Regions from separate parts of the Homo sapiens genome. Here region 2 is linked to region 1. The links are chromatin contacts, found by Hi-C or POLR2A ChIA-PET in ENCODE. All regions are on one chromosome and are shown on one strand. Each heading gives the region's core, a stretch centred on a gene start or an enhancer-like site at or near the end of the contact. The rest is flanking DNA. Distances are from core to core; before and after follow the strand shown. Region 1 has its middle 77 kb from the start of RPA1. Region 2 overlaps SMG6 (SMG6 nonsense mediated mRNA decay factor).

Evidence for each region. A loop is a pair of places that touch in the nucleus more often than their neighbours do. ChIA-PET counts read pairs that join two places held with the same protein, here RNA polymerase II (POLR2A). Pooled maps may share reads with other maps.
Region 2: a pooled map shows a loop between it and region 1 (2.5-fold over the local background). The contact joins two enhancer-like sites. A Hi-C loop is called at or near these places in 2 of 50 pooled maps. POLR2A ChIA-PET finds 5 or more read pairs at or near these places in 3 of 52 experiments (HCT116, HEK293 and PC-9).

The regions. Positions count from the first base shown.
Region 1 is chr17:1,904,033-1,910,877 of GRCh38, reverse strand. No RefSeq gene overlaps it. Among named protein-coding and RNA genes, the nearest start is that of RPA1, 77 kb to the right of the region's middle. RefSeq lists enhancers at 2,702-3,209, 3,210-3,718, 6,530-6,579, 6,660-6,709. Within about 2 kb of position 2,466, at least 2 of the 41 ENCODE cell types and tissues checked have a DNase peak (open chromatin) inside an H3K27ac peak, as active enhancers do.
Region 2 is chr17:2,212,434-2,219,278 of GRCh38, reverse strand. The region is part of intron 10 of SMG6 (SMG6 nonsense mediated mRNA decay factor); the gene reads left to right. Among named protein-coding and RNA genes, the nearest start is that of SMG6, 88 kb to the left of the region's middle. RefSeq lists enhancers at 1-434, 2,907-3,116, 3,479-4,327, 4,682-5,881 and a silencer at 3,427-3,476. Within about 2 kb of position 3,583, at least 33 of the 41 ENCODE cell types and tissues checked have a DNase peak (open chromatin) inside an H3K27ac peak, as active enhancers do.

The DNA of each region.
Region 1 (6,845 bases), core at 1,217-3,716:
GGTCCGAAGTTCGAGACCAGCCTGGCCAACATGGTGAAGCTGTCTCTACTAAAAATACAAAAATTAGCCGGGCGTGGTTGTGAGCACCTGTAATCCCAGCTGCTCCGGAGGTGGAGGCTGAGGCTGGAGAATTGCTTGAACCCGGGAGGCTGAGGTTGCAGTGAGCCGAGATCATGCCATTGCACTCCAGCCTGGGCAACAAGAGCGAAACTCCATCTAAAATAATAATAATAAAAAAAAAAGATGTGGCCATTGGAGATCCCACCAAAGAGTTGATGTAGAAAGAGAAGATGGAAAAGGGAGAGGAAGGACCATGGCAATTCCCAAGAGAGGAGCTATGGTATCCCTAAAGCCAGAGACCCGATTACAGCTTCTGTCAGGGACACTAGTCAGCAAGAGCAGCCATGCTCCCCCCAGAAGGAGGAACCAGAAGCCTTTTGAAATGGAATGTTCTTCCCGCTTGCGGGACCTTTTCCTTGGGACCCCGAGCCTGCCCTCAGCAATGACGGTGTTGGCCCAGAGAGATCTGAAAGCTGGCAGAAACTAGTCCTCTCTGGTGTGTCTGTGGCCAGAACACAGCATAGCTGCAGGTGCTTCTTGGAGGTCATATTGGCTAATGAATGAAGGTTAGCAGCTAAACACCGAAAGAAAGGGCACTGAACTTTACTCTGCTACTACTTTGCTTCTAAGTAAATACTTTGGGGATTGCCTCACTTGCTCATCAAATACCAGCAGTTCCACTGAATGACAAGCTGACGGCCCCCAATGGGCCTTCATAATACATGAGTAGACTCATTCTTCCTTGAGATGGTCAGGCTGGCCTTTGCCTCATGCAAAACTCCCAGGACATAGAAAAGCTTAACAGCCACACCTCAAAAAATTCTGTGGGCTTCATAATTCCCACCCAGAAGGGAACTGGCTCCTGCAACAATGGATCCCCAGAGCTTGGCCCCTTCCCCCATGGCCTGGGGGCACCTTCCTACAGAATACCTCCTGGAAACCTATATTTCTATTTTGGGGGACCACTCTGCTCCTGCACACGGAGAAAGGAAGAGTTGAGGTTTCCATGGTCATTTTTCGTTACAGTAATGAAAGTCTTGAAATGATCACAGAAGGAAAATTGGAAAATATGTCTCCTAAAAAGAGCTGAGGCAAATTATTATAGCAACCGAATCCTAAAAGGAATTTTCAAGTAAAAATATGGCTCATGTGAAGTTGTTATGGCAACTGACATTTAAAAGTAACTGGATTTGGGCAAGTTTCTTTCCCCACCCTCTCTGCAAAGTCTTGCAGTAACTTCATGCTAAAATTATGCCTTAATTTTAATTAGCCAAATAGGTCATAAATATAGCATATTCCCAAATCCTTACAATTTCTACCCTGTGAGCAGCTGATCTACTAATGAGAAACTGTTTCTACAAAAACCCACTTACCATTAACACGCCTATGCAATATTTTTCTAATATAATTTATCAATTTAAACACATTGCATAATGTGATATTCTGTAGCATTCTATTAACATGATAAATAGCAGTGGGCGGGGGGGAAGCCCAAGAGATTAAACATATTGCAAGCAATGTAACTGCATTTAAATAACTCAGACCACTGCCGAGGAAAACACACTGTTCCCATCGTCAAATACAGTCTAAACTCGGCTGCATATCCCAGACTGTACGGGTATTAATAGGACGGGAGAAGGGGGGCAATAAGAAATGACAGGCAACTTCAAAGAAATAAAATTTCTATTAGGCTTTGTTATAAGATTACATCAAAGCAGTTCATATGTTTTAATCTGGGGAGAGAAGAAGCAGCTACTTGGGGTTTGCGCCTGGGGGCTGCCTCTGTGTACTGAACCAGACAGTTTGCATAATGAACAATTTTCATTCAACCAGGATTTCAGCACAGATAGCTCCCTCTGCAAGGTCCCAGGCACAGGCTCATAGTTTTTATTCTCCCAGCTCCACCTGCTGGAGAAACAGCTTGTAACCGGGAGGAAGGGGACACAGGGCAGCGTTTCTAAGCCACGATGCTAAATTCGGGTGTCTGAAGTTAGGGATCTGACTTTAGACACCCCGACCCGCCGCGCCCCGCCGACAGGGCCTCTGTGAGACACCCCAGGGCGCAGCCTGGATCCGCCCCTGCAGCCGGCAGGGAAGGCGCGGGCGGGGGGTGGGGGTCCAGGCCTGACACCTTCGCCCCTCCCAGCGCCTCCGGAATTAGGGAATTTGGAAATCGTCGTTTGCATTCTGAGTCGAACCCCAGGGAGAATGGAGTTGCTGCAAGGCAGGTCGCCTCGAGAGACTGGCGGACAAGGTGGCTGGCTTCAAACACCAAACGCGGTTCCCACCTGGCCAGTCACCTTTCAAGTTTCCCAGCCACCCGGGTCTCCAGGAAATCAAACGGGGGAGAAAAACTGCCCGCGTGGAATTGCATTTTCATGCACAATGGGAAACCTAAACGCTGAGCAGATCGTCTTGAAAACCTGGCACAGCCGACGCAGGCTTGGAGGACGGGAAGTCCCGGGCGAGCGGCTGCTCCAGGACTCGGGGCTGCGGCCTAATCCGCGCTGATCCCCGGGCTTAGCGCGCGCCCCTCCCCGGCTGAGGTCGCGGGACCCGCAGGCCCCACCTGGCTGTGTCCCCTTGGGGAGGCCGCCCGGGAGGGGAGGTGACATCAAGCCGCGTGCAACTGTTTTCGAAAACCTGGGATGATCATTTAAATGTTTAAAATATGCACATGGTAATTCAAAACTAATTACCCTGAGCACATTTGAAACATTTATGCCATCGTCTCTGGATCCTGCCTACTGATTGTGCGCGGCGGCTCACTCTGCTGTTTCTATAAACTGCTTCAGCGATTTTAACTTCCAGGCTAAATCCGGCAGCGCAGGCTCTGCCTCCCGCCCCTGGTTGGTGGAGAGACCCCTTTCCTGACTTCCAGGAGAGGAGGCTGCACCCCGTTTCCCTGGAGAGCCATTTGTCACGGTCTCGCAGCTCTGGCTACGGAATCCCTGCCCTCGTTGTGTTCATAATGGTCATTTCCATTATTTAATTTAGGTTAAAATGACCTCTCTCCCCACCTATTCCTTTTCTTGTTGTTTTCTCCCCATTTCCCCTTCCTCTGTCTTGGCACGTGGCCCCCATCTCCTAATGACACCCCACCCGGCCCCTTCTCCATTTGGGGGTGCGCATGGAAGGCTTTTGGGGGTTGGGGGTGCACATGGAAGGCTTTTGGGGGTTGTAAGGTGGCCACATCTACCAGCCACCCTGAGAAGCAGGACTGAACTGGGCCAACCTGGGCGAACAGCGGCCACTGCCGGGCACGTTATAGTGGCTGCCAGGGCACACACGTGCACATGCCACACACACGTGTGCACACACACCATCCACGTGCACGCATGCCTCAGACACGGAGCCAGGCCTGCTTACGGACTGGACTAATTAGACCTAGGCAGGTCCTGAAGCAAATTCACTTTCCCAATTTCCAGAATAAAATGAGTTCTCTTCCTTTGGGGGCACTAAACCAGCATGCCGGGCTCAGGGACGGAGAATGGTGATGTGTGGCTGAAACGACCTGACTTCCCAAGTCTATCCGGAGAGACTGACCGAGGGCTGGGATTGGAAGAGGCGCCATTCCGGAGTCCAGAAATTAACATAGGCTTATAAATATGTTCCAGGACACAGACGAGCGATGACTGGTTCCTTATTATGCGAAGATGCCAGTGGCAGGTTTTAGGCGTTTAGGAATACAAAAGTGGGTTAGATTCCCACGGCCGGCTCCAGTGTGATAGAGTGATATTACCAGGTTTAACTAGAGCCATTAAGAGACTCTTCATTATCCCCACACCACCGCCACCAAAGTTATCACAGAAACCATAATGCAAGAGAGAATTTCCATTCCATCAACAAGAGAGGGAGCCAGTCTATCTTTGTCCAGAGAAAATGAGCATCCCAGCACGAAGCTCGTGAGGAATAGAGTGCACAACCCTCCAATAACATGCCCGGCAGGATTTCCTCAGCTATGCAGTTGGCTAAGCGGAGGCAGGCTGCTCCGGCTCTATCTTCTCGTGTACCTGGCCTGCAAGAATGCCAGCTCTATGAGCAGCTGAAAGATCAATTAGTGACAAAGGACACTCCTAGGACTTACATTCCACAGGGCTTAAGTCTTAAGCTCCAAGGAAATGAAGATCCAGGCCGCCCTCCCAGTGTGCAGCAATCTCATTTATTTTTCTACAAAGACTCACCACTCAAACCAAGCTAATTTTCTTGGTATCACCTGCACCTGGTTTACTGGCTCCTGAGCAACGTGCCAGTCCTTCAGTTTGAAATGGACTTTTCTTCCAGCCGATCCTTTTTTTTTTTTTTTTTTTTTGAGACGGAGTTTCGCTCTTGTTGCCCAGGCTGGAGTGCAATGGCGCGATCTCGGCTCACTGCAACCTCCGTCTCCTGGGTTCAAGCGATTCTCCTGCCTCAGCCTCCCGAGTAGCTGGGATTACAGGCATGCACCACCACCCCGGCTAATTTTGTATTTTTAGCAGAGACGGGGTTTCTCCATGTTGGTCAGGCTGGTCTTGTACTCCCGACCTCAGGTGATCCACCCACCTCGGCCTCCCAAAGTGCTGGGATTACAGGCGTGAGCTACTGCGCCCGGCCAGCCAATCCCTTTTTTGCAACTTCACGATGACAACTCATAGGTTTTTTGTCTGCCTCCACCAGACTGTCCGCTCTCCTTCACTGGACTCCCTTCACACACCACGTACTCAGCATCCTCTGTGTCACTCTGGTTTTGCTTATAGAAAGTGCTCTTCCATTTTGTGAGGCTCCCCCCCCGCCATGGACGGATAATGAGAAGGGACCAGGTCTTCTATTTCCTTCACATTTCTTGTGTCACCTCAAGTATCTTCTCACGGGACAGACACCATGTCAGATATACGGAGGACCCAGTTTTATAGCTGAGCCCCACGAGACGACCCAGCACACCCCCATACACACAGCAAAAATTGCCCCCCTCATTCAGATGTTCCTGGCATCCTGTAACTTGCCCAAAGCTAGATTTATTGCTCCTGCTGTAAAGTGTATCTGCTCTAAGCCTCACTTAAAAGCTATCACTTGGCAGAAGATCAAGTTAAAAGTGCAGGCTAGCAGGTGATGGTGAGGGTAGGAGAGGGTGGGGAGGGCGGGGTGGAGCCAAGAATGGAAGCGCTGAGAACTACCAGCCCAATATTTAACCTAACTGGTAATTTGCTGTGACAATTATGCCACAAACGGAACACTACCACTATGCAAGGATGTCGCTCTCTAATTAAGAGGGCTCTGCTTTTCCTAGTCACCGGCACTTTAATAACACACACACAAAATGAGGCTTGGCTGCGGGAGCTCAAGGTTCTATTAGGAGGCACGTGCAGCATGCGGCGGTGGCCTGCACATCGGTCTGAGCGTTGCTGCCCGGTGAACCTGCTAACACCTTCAATTCTCCAGCAGACGGAGATGGAAGGGAACCGAGCAGTCAGACGCTCTCACGAGAGAGCCGCTTTGACTGACAGGCGTTTTCCCGGAGAGCCTGCGCGTGCCCCCACTGCAAATCGACACTCAGGCAGCGCCTCTTTCCAACCAGGAAGGCTTGGTGTGGGTTTGATCCTTACAGAGTAACTTTAACAAGGATTTCCAAAAAAATAAAAGTCCACGGAAACAAATTTTCCTCTTCAAGATGGAGAGCAAGACAGAACAGGGACACACGCACACCCAGACACCCAAATTGCCAGTTAGAGACCCTGGTATGAGACAAAAGAATATTATTACCATCACGGCTGTAAAGGATGTTGCCGTCTTCTAAACTGACTGCTGGACTCCTGAAACGTGGCTAAGCAAGACAAACTGTTTTTTGCTTAATTAGTGGCTCCTTTGTGAAAGGTTTGCTGCCTGGAAAGAGCCCATTAGAGGAGGAGAGCTCATTTGCAGGGATGCACCTTATACAGCTATTCAGATTTTGAATAAATCGTGGAGCAGGAAATTGGTGGTGGTGGTGACGGTGGGAGTCGCCGTGTTATGGAAGCAGAAAAGCTTCTGCAAGAGACAGGCTTTGCATTACAAGCCTAAGTGCTGAGGAGATCAGCTTTCCCAGGCAAACATATAAGCCTCTAAAATTTTAGGCCAATGGAAATGACCTCTGTACCATGGCTGACTGAAGATATAAATAAACTTCAACATGAACAGCAGTGTCAACGGTGAGAGGAGATGAGAGTCCAACTGGGGCTTATTTTTAAAAAGTCCTGCCTGTTCTAACTCCATTTCAGGGCTGGGCATTGAAGAGCACAAAGCTGCAGTTCCCCGCGGCAAGCCCTCCTCTTTAACAGGCACCAGCCCCCTAGGTTACCTGGCCGTTGAAAGGAAGCTGCAACACACATAAGTTAAATATAGGTTTGGTTATTTGCATTTTACAAGCACCGAGAATGTTATCTGAGGAAGCTGTCATTTTTAATGACAGCACAAACTTCCAATTACCAACTGGGTAATGCACTAGGGAACGGGCATAATTTTATAAGAACGGCTCGCAATTATTAAAAGTTTACACGATCACTTCTGAGTTGGCTATATAAATATTTCTCACGAGGCAGGTGGGATTCAGTTTTTCACAGGGTCTATTCAAGGCTGAAAAAAAGATTTGTTTTATTGAAAAGTATACATTTTGAGACTCATCAACAGCTAAGGAGAGGGTGTAAAGCGACAGCTACTAAGAGCCTGAGAAGCTGCAAATGCAGCCAGGTGGCTGGTTCAAAGCCTCTCACAAACACCCACGAGCTCACTGGCAAGTCAGACACTGTCACGACAAACCCAATGCAGGTTAG
Region 2 (6,845 bases), core at 2,334-4,833, 310 kb before region 1:
GATGTAGCTGGGACTACAGGTGCCCGCCACCACGCGTGGCTAATTTTTGGATTTTTAGCAGAGATGGGGCTTTGTCTTGTTGGCCAGGCTGGTCTCAAACTCCTGACCTCAGGGGATCCACCCACCTCCGCCTCCCAAAGTGCGGGGATTACAGGCATGAGCCACCGTGCCTGGCTGCATTAAGCATTTTAAATTTTTTACAGTCTTTGGCACAATGTAGGCCTTCATGTATTTGTTGAATAAATGGCAGAATAAAACCTGTCCTTTTAAAAAATAGACTTTACATTTTAAAGCAGTTTTGTGTTCACATCAAGATTGAACAGAATATACATAAAATTCCCATGTACCTCTTGTCTCCCACAACATAAAAACTTCTCCGCTATCAATATCCCACACCAGAGTGGGACATTTGTTACAGTCAGTGAACCTGTATTGACACATCATCACCCAAAGTTCGTAGTTTACATTAGGGTTCACTCTCGGTGTTGTGCATTCTGTGGGTAACTAGCTTATTTTTATACATCACTCTGAGTGAGTAAGTTTGGAGTCATCATGGACTACATTGTCAGGGTTAAATCTTTCACCTCACCTCAGGTGATGACATGCCAGCACCTCAGGTGATGAGTAGCTCAAGCTTGGAAGGTTGGCATGGGTATGTAGGTGAGTAGTCTTGTTGGTTTGCCATTACAGGGAGGAAAGAATGTGGTTTCCTTATTTGGTTATCTTTTTTTTTGAGACGGAGTCTCGGTCTGTCGCTCAGGCTGGAGTGCAGTGGTGCGATCTAGGCTCACTGCAAGCTCTGCCCCTGGGTCCACGCCATTCTCCTGTCTCAGCCTTCGAGTAGCTGGGCTACAGGCGCCCGCCACCGTGTCCGGCTAATTTTTTGTATTTTTAGTAGAGACGGGATTTCACCGTGTTAGCCAGGATGGTCTCGATCTCCTGGCCTCGTGATCTGCCCACCTCAGCCTCCCAAAGTGCTGGGATTACAGGTGTGAGCCACCGCGCCTGGCCTATTTGGTTATCTTATTTTTTTACTAACGAATGAATTGTCTGCACCATAACAGAATGTTATGGGAGAAGCACATCATTCTTTTGGAGTAAAAGCTCTTGGATTAAACCTTCTATTGAGCTGAACAGCAAGAGAGTAGGCTGTCTGTGGGGGCTCAGGGTGCCATACTCAGCCAGACATTTAAACATTTAAATACAGGTGTTACCCATCTCTGATGGTCCTTTTCATTGTTTTTTTTTTTGTTTTTGTTTTTGTTTTTTGAGACCGAGTCTCGCTGTGTCGCCCAAGCTGGAGTGTGGTGGCACAATCTCAGCTCACTGCAACCTCTGCATCCCGGGTTCAAGCGATTCTCCTGTCTCGCCCTCCCGAGTAGCTGGGACTACAGGTGTGCGCCACCACACCCGGCTGATTTTTTTTATTTTTAGTAGAGACGGGGTTTCACCATGTTGGCCAGGATCGTCTCGATCTCCTGACCTTGTTATCTGCCCGCCTCGGCCTCCCAAAGTGCCAGGATTGCAGGCGTGAGCCACCGTGCCCGGCGGTCCTTTTCATTGTTTATTCTTTGGCTCTGGAAGTACTGTGGAAGGTGGCTGAGGGGAGCCAGTGCACTTGGCTGTCTTGGGCTCTAGGTGATGTGCAGGAGGATGGTAGAGGGTAATGAGATATTTTTAAATTTCTTTGCTTTAAAGAGTTCAGAGAGAAGTGTAAAGATGGAATAGAAAAATCCTGCCCAGTTTAGAGTTGGACCATGACTCTTCTGTTTTCTGGTGGTTGGGAGTGGTCAGCTGCCAAAAATGTGATCTCTGCTTTTCCTGAAGACCGTGTGGCTTCATGGTTATGAACTTTGCAATTGATCACATTTTGGTAAAATAATATATATTATACATATATTAATTTTAATAGACTGATGGATATCCATCAAAACTTACCCATGATTCTCTAAGATGGTAGAATTAAACATGTTTTAAATTTTCTTTTTTCTCTGTATTTTTGTAGTTTTCTGAAATTATCACAATACTTTAGTAATAATGTATTGTGTAAATGTATTTTTAAAAATTATAATGATAAAAAGAAATATTTGAAATTAGATAAAACTAGGTTCTAATTCTGATTGTTTACTTGCTGTGTTATGCAAATTACTTAACCATTTCCAAACCTGTTTCTACGTCCAGTACCTTGTGGATGGAATACATTTAATAAATGTTTGTTGAATTAAACTTTCCTGCCATAATGTGTTCGCCACTGATTGCCAGTGTTTCTCCCCTTCCCATAAAGGAAGATTCTGTTTCTTATTTTGAACTTGAATTTCAAAAGAAGCAACTTAGGTTTTGAGGGTATACCAGTTGTCTTGTTTTTTTTTGACATTTTGACATTACTGATTCTTCTAACTCTTCCTGCATTCCAGAAGAACTAACAACCTCATAGATCAATTAGGGAATATTTAGCTCATCTTGAAAATGGAATTATTTTAGCTTCATAAAATGCATAAATCCCTCAACTAGAGTATGTCTCCATGGGGACAAGAGACTATATAATATTTTAGCAAATTCCTAACAATGTTCAAGGCTAACTCCAAAATTAGATGCTTATTCTCACAAAAAAGGGCCAGAAATTTTGAAAAAGTTAGGTGCCTAATCAGTGATTGATTGATTGATTTTCTAAGGTCTGAAAATGTATAAAGAGTTTAGGCAAATAAGAAATTAACAGATTGTTGATTTAAAAAAATTATGTCTTATAGGTAAGTATTTGTGCCTTGCAAAATGTTAATACCTTAGAATTATATTTTTAAAAAATTCTGTAAGACTTCCATGATGATGAAGTCATCAGAATCCCTTTGAGATGGTAATGTTACAGTAGACTGCTTTGAGAAATCACGGTTTAAATCTTCAGCCTACTTTTTCCCCCCCTTTTCTTAGCCCCAAACTGTGGGGACCTCTCTCTCTCCCTCTGAAGACAGTAGAAAGCCAAATCTGTAAAAAAAATTCCTATTACCTCACTAATGCTCTTGACCCCATTCCTTGGATACCTTGGTTGGTCCCTTCCAAGGGAGATTGGGGTAGCTGCTTTACCATCGTGGTACCTGCCATCTGAGTTTCCACCTTGCCCGAGATCCCTGAAGGCCAAAAATTTCTGCCTACTGGGAAGAGGCAGAAATACCTCTATGTGTGCGCTGTTTCTTTAAAAGAAAGTGTAGCGGAAGTGATGCTGCGGGGAACATCTGCACTCAGGGCTGAGGGAGAGCGCGAGATGCACTGCAGCTGGTGTAAGGCCCTGGCAGGCTGAGGCGCTGCTGTCTATAGGGGTTTACTTCTGTCTGCATTGAAACATGGCTTGGGAAGGGGTTGGTGGCCTGCTGCCAGCCTCGGTTAGCCTGCCCTTCTCTTTCCTCTTTCCTCCTCGCCGCCCCCCACCCACCCTCACTCCCCTCCCTCATGCTTTAAAGTCGCATTTCCAGGCCAGACGTAGAATTAATCTCTGGGCACTTCACATTGCTGGCAGCTGAAAGCAGGATGTGGGATCTTTTTTTCTCTCTCTTTCTCTCTCTGCGTCTTGGCTGACTTTTTTACCTCTCGAAGAATTTGGAAGGCCGTGAGATCCCCCCCCACACACACAAGTACTGTGGAGTTTTTCAGCACGCTGATCACCCTGCTGCGGCTTCACCCTAATAGACTTCATATGTTGATGCAGTTGACATCAGTATCAAACTATTTTACATGTGATCTGGTGTATTTCCTGAGGAAATCTGCAAGATATTTATTAAGAACTAATAAAATAAACCTCTCCATGAGTTTTTAGGTAGTTTTCAATTTTTCATGTCTGTCTCGTTTCCTCTTATCAATGAGTTGCTATTTTCTCTCTCTACTCTGACCATCGCAAAAGGAAACAAAAATAAATGTTTTAAACTGTTCCTGAAGGGACAGAGAGAGAATAGTTCTGCCATGATGTATCAGCCGGGACTGTATTTTTAGTGCAGCATTGTAGAAACTAAAAATATCCTGTTATAGTAGATCCTTTTTATAGGTCTGTGTGTGTGTGTGCGCGCGCGTGTGTGTGTGTTTATAATGTACGCACAAGTGCCTTTGTGCATCAGCAGCCACTCTTCACATTACAGCTGGACTCCATTAGTCCTTGAAAATTAATGTAATCCTAGTTAAGAAAAAAATTAATTACTGTACCAGAGCTGTGTTTTATCCAAAGCTAGTGTTAGCTCCCTAGCTGGCAGCTTAGTTTGAGAGGCTCCAGGGCCCCGTGGAGTTGTGGCTTTGGTATCGCAGCATTGGCTGCTGTGTTTTTCCTGTCGAGAGCATTCCTCAGTTCTTTAGGGCTAGACATGTGGCATGCAGAAAGTAACCACAGACCCCTCTGCCTCAGTGAAATATTATGTTCCAGTCTGGTCATCCCCCAAAATGGTGTCCGTCACAGGTTTCACTCACCTGCCATAGCAGGTTTTCTTATCAGGTTTCTTTCCAAGAGAGCTACTTCGACAGCGGTATCTCTGTTCATGTTCTTGAGAGGAGAAATAACATTTATCAAAGTCCAGGAGACACATGGAATTTAACCGGGAGGATTTTGCATGGACAATTAAGAATGACAGTCACATTTTGCCCTTACTTTTTGTTTAAGGATTTGACTAGTTTGTTTAATATACACCTTTTATTATAAATGAGTGTGTCAGCGTTGACTGCCGGTTTCTAGTCAGACTTCTCAGCACCAGCCCTGGGTGAGGGGCTGACTGGCTCAGCATGTGAGTAACGTCTCCAGCTTTGTCATCAGTGTTCTGGGAAGAGATACGGGGCACAGCCGAGAAGCCGTTGCCGTCCACCTCGCCTTCACTCTGCAGCTCTTGTGCAATTGCCTGCTCTGTTGTTGTTTGTTTTTCTTCTTCGGGAGCCTGGATTGGGGTGGGGGGGATTGAGAGTGGGGTAGGTAGGAAGATTGCTGTTTCTTTGCTGGTCAGACTCTCCAGGCTCTCTGCGGAGAGTCCAGGCAGGATCTGTCTGACTTGGATTGCAGTTCTCTTTTTCTGCTGAGCTGGGGTGTGGGCAGCCTAGGCCTGTGTAACTCGTGACAGGCCTCCCAAAGTGCCATGATGGCATGGATCCTCGTGGAGCTGTTGAGAACAAAAACAGGGTTAGTGACCTTTTGTTTCTTTTTGGGCATGGGTTCTGAGACTTATCTCTGGGCCTTATGTTCCTGCTAGTGACTCTAGGTCCCCCGGTCCTCTCCCCATCATCCCCTGGCTGACAAATGGTTGAACTCTCAGCTTCCTGTACTTGATCCCCAAACAGTGTAGTTCAGTAAAAGTAGTAATTAGGGCTTTTACAAATTTATTTTATTAGTGAAGAGAGTTGGTAGGTAATGGGCTGTAATTCTAACACAGCCAGTTTGGAGATTAATAAAAAATTTTAAAAGAGCAGTTTTTACCAGAGGCAGTGGGCCCGTTATTTCAAGTTCTCGGCTGAGCCGAAATCAGAGTGGGGTGGGATCCGTGGTAGACTTTGTTGCTGGGAGGATGCAAAGCCACGTTCCTTGTTGTTACAGTCTGTGCAGTGCCCATCCTTGAGGGTGTTTTACCCTGGCATTGGAAAAAAGGAAACCTTGTTTTCCAAGAACTCTGCTCTCTCTCAGCTTGATAAGCATTTAAAAATAAAAGCTGCACAATTGAAATTGGCAGTGCATCCTCATTCTTTTGTCTCTCTGTTTATTTTTTTCCCTCATCCCTCAACATGTGTGCTACAGCCCATGGTTATTACACCCTCAAGAATGATGGCCTGGAACTCAGCAAACTCGCACCAACGTCTGCCCGCCCTGCATTCTGTTGTTTGAAGCTGGCTGCGGCATCAGGGCCTAGCGCTGAGAGGCCGGGTGGATCAGCCTCCACAGCTCCATCTGTGGCACATTTCCCTTCTCTGAAGCTGCTGCTTGGAATTTTGAGCTTCTCCAGAATCCTGATTGTCAGCTCAATCTTTCTTGTTAGTTTTTGTAGTTAACTTAATTGATTTGTTTACCTCTCCATTGGAGGAGCTCAAAAAGAAAGTGCTTTGGCACTCAGCAGAGCAGTTCTGCCTCTTGAAAAGATTCTTCTGAGGTAGAGTTTTATAATACTGACCCAGAGAAGAAAAAAGATCCTATGGTTTAGGCCAGGGTGACTGTAAGTCCTGGTTTGCCCAGGGATGGATCCTATTTATGAATTACTCATAGCACACCCCTTCACTCTCGGAAGTATCCCAGTTTAGGCGATAAATTTTAGCATCATGCTAGCTTAGATGAATTCAGCAAGAAATAACAGATAACCCACTCACTACAAACTGTTAATTCTTTGTCTAGAAATGTAATGGCTTCGTGAGGCAGCGCCAAACCCTGCCCTGAGCATTGCATGCAGATTCCACTGGAGTCATGCACATGTGACCTCAGAAAGCATTGCTGTGTTTCTGGCTCTGTGAGTGTGGACTGGCCTTCCCGCTTGAGTAGGTCCCGGTTAAGCCAATTTTGAAACATGTCACTTATTTGAGCATTCCTGGTTATCACTGCCTAGTTGGTTGAGTCAGAACCTGGAGTTAGTTTGGTAGGGTGTGGTTTCAGGTTTGCAGACATCCCCGGTTGATGCCTATGAAGGGTTGGTGCCTGATGTAACTGAATAGGGTGCTACTTCAGGTTAGTAGTCCTTGTTTTCTCTTGACTGGTTGGACTGAACCTGGTATTACTGTTTACCAAAGAATATTTTTGGTTTGAAAACTGAAGGTCAGCAGTTCGCAAGTGCCGAACGTAAAGCCAACTCTGTGGTTTGTCTTGTGCCACTGGGCCAGCAGCACTGCAGTCCTGATCGATTGATCTG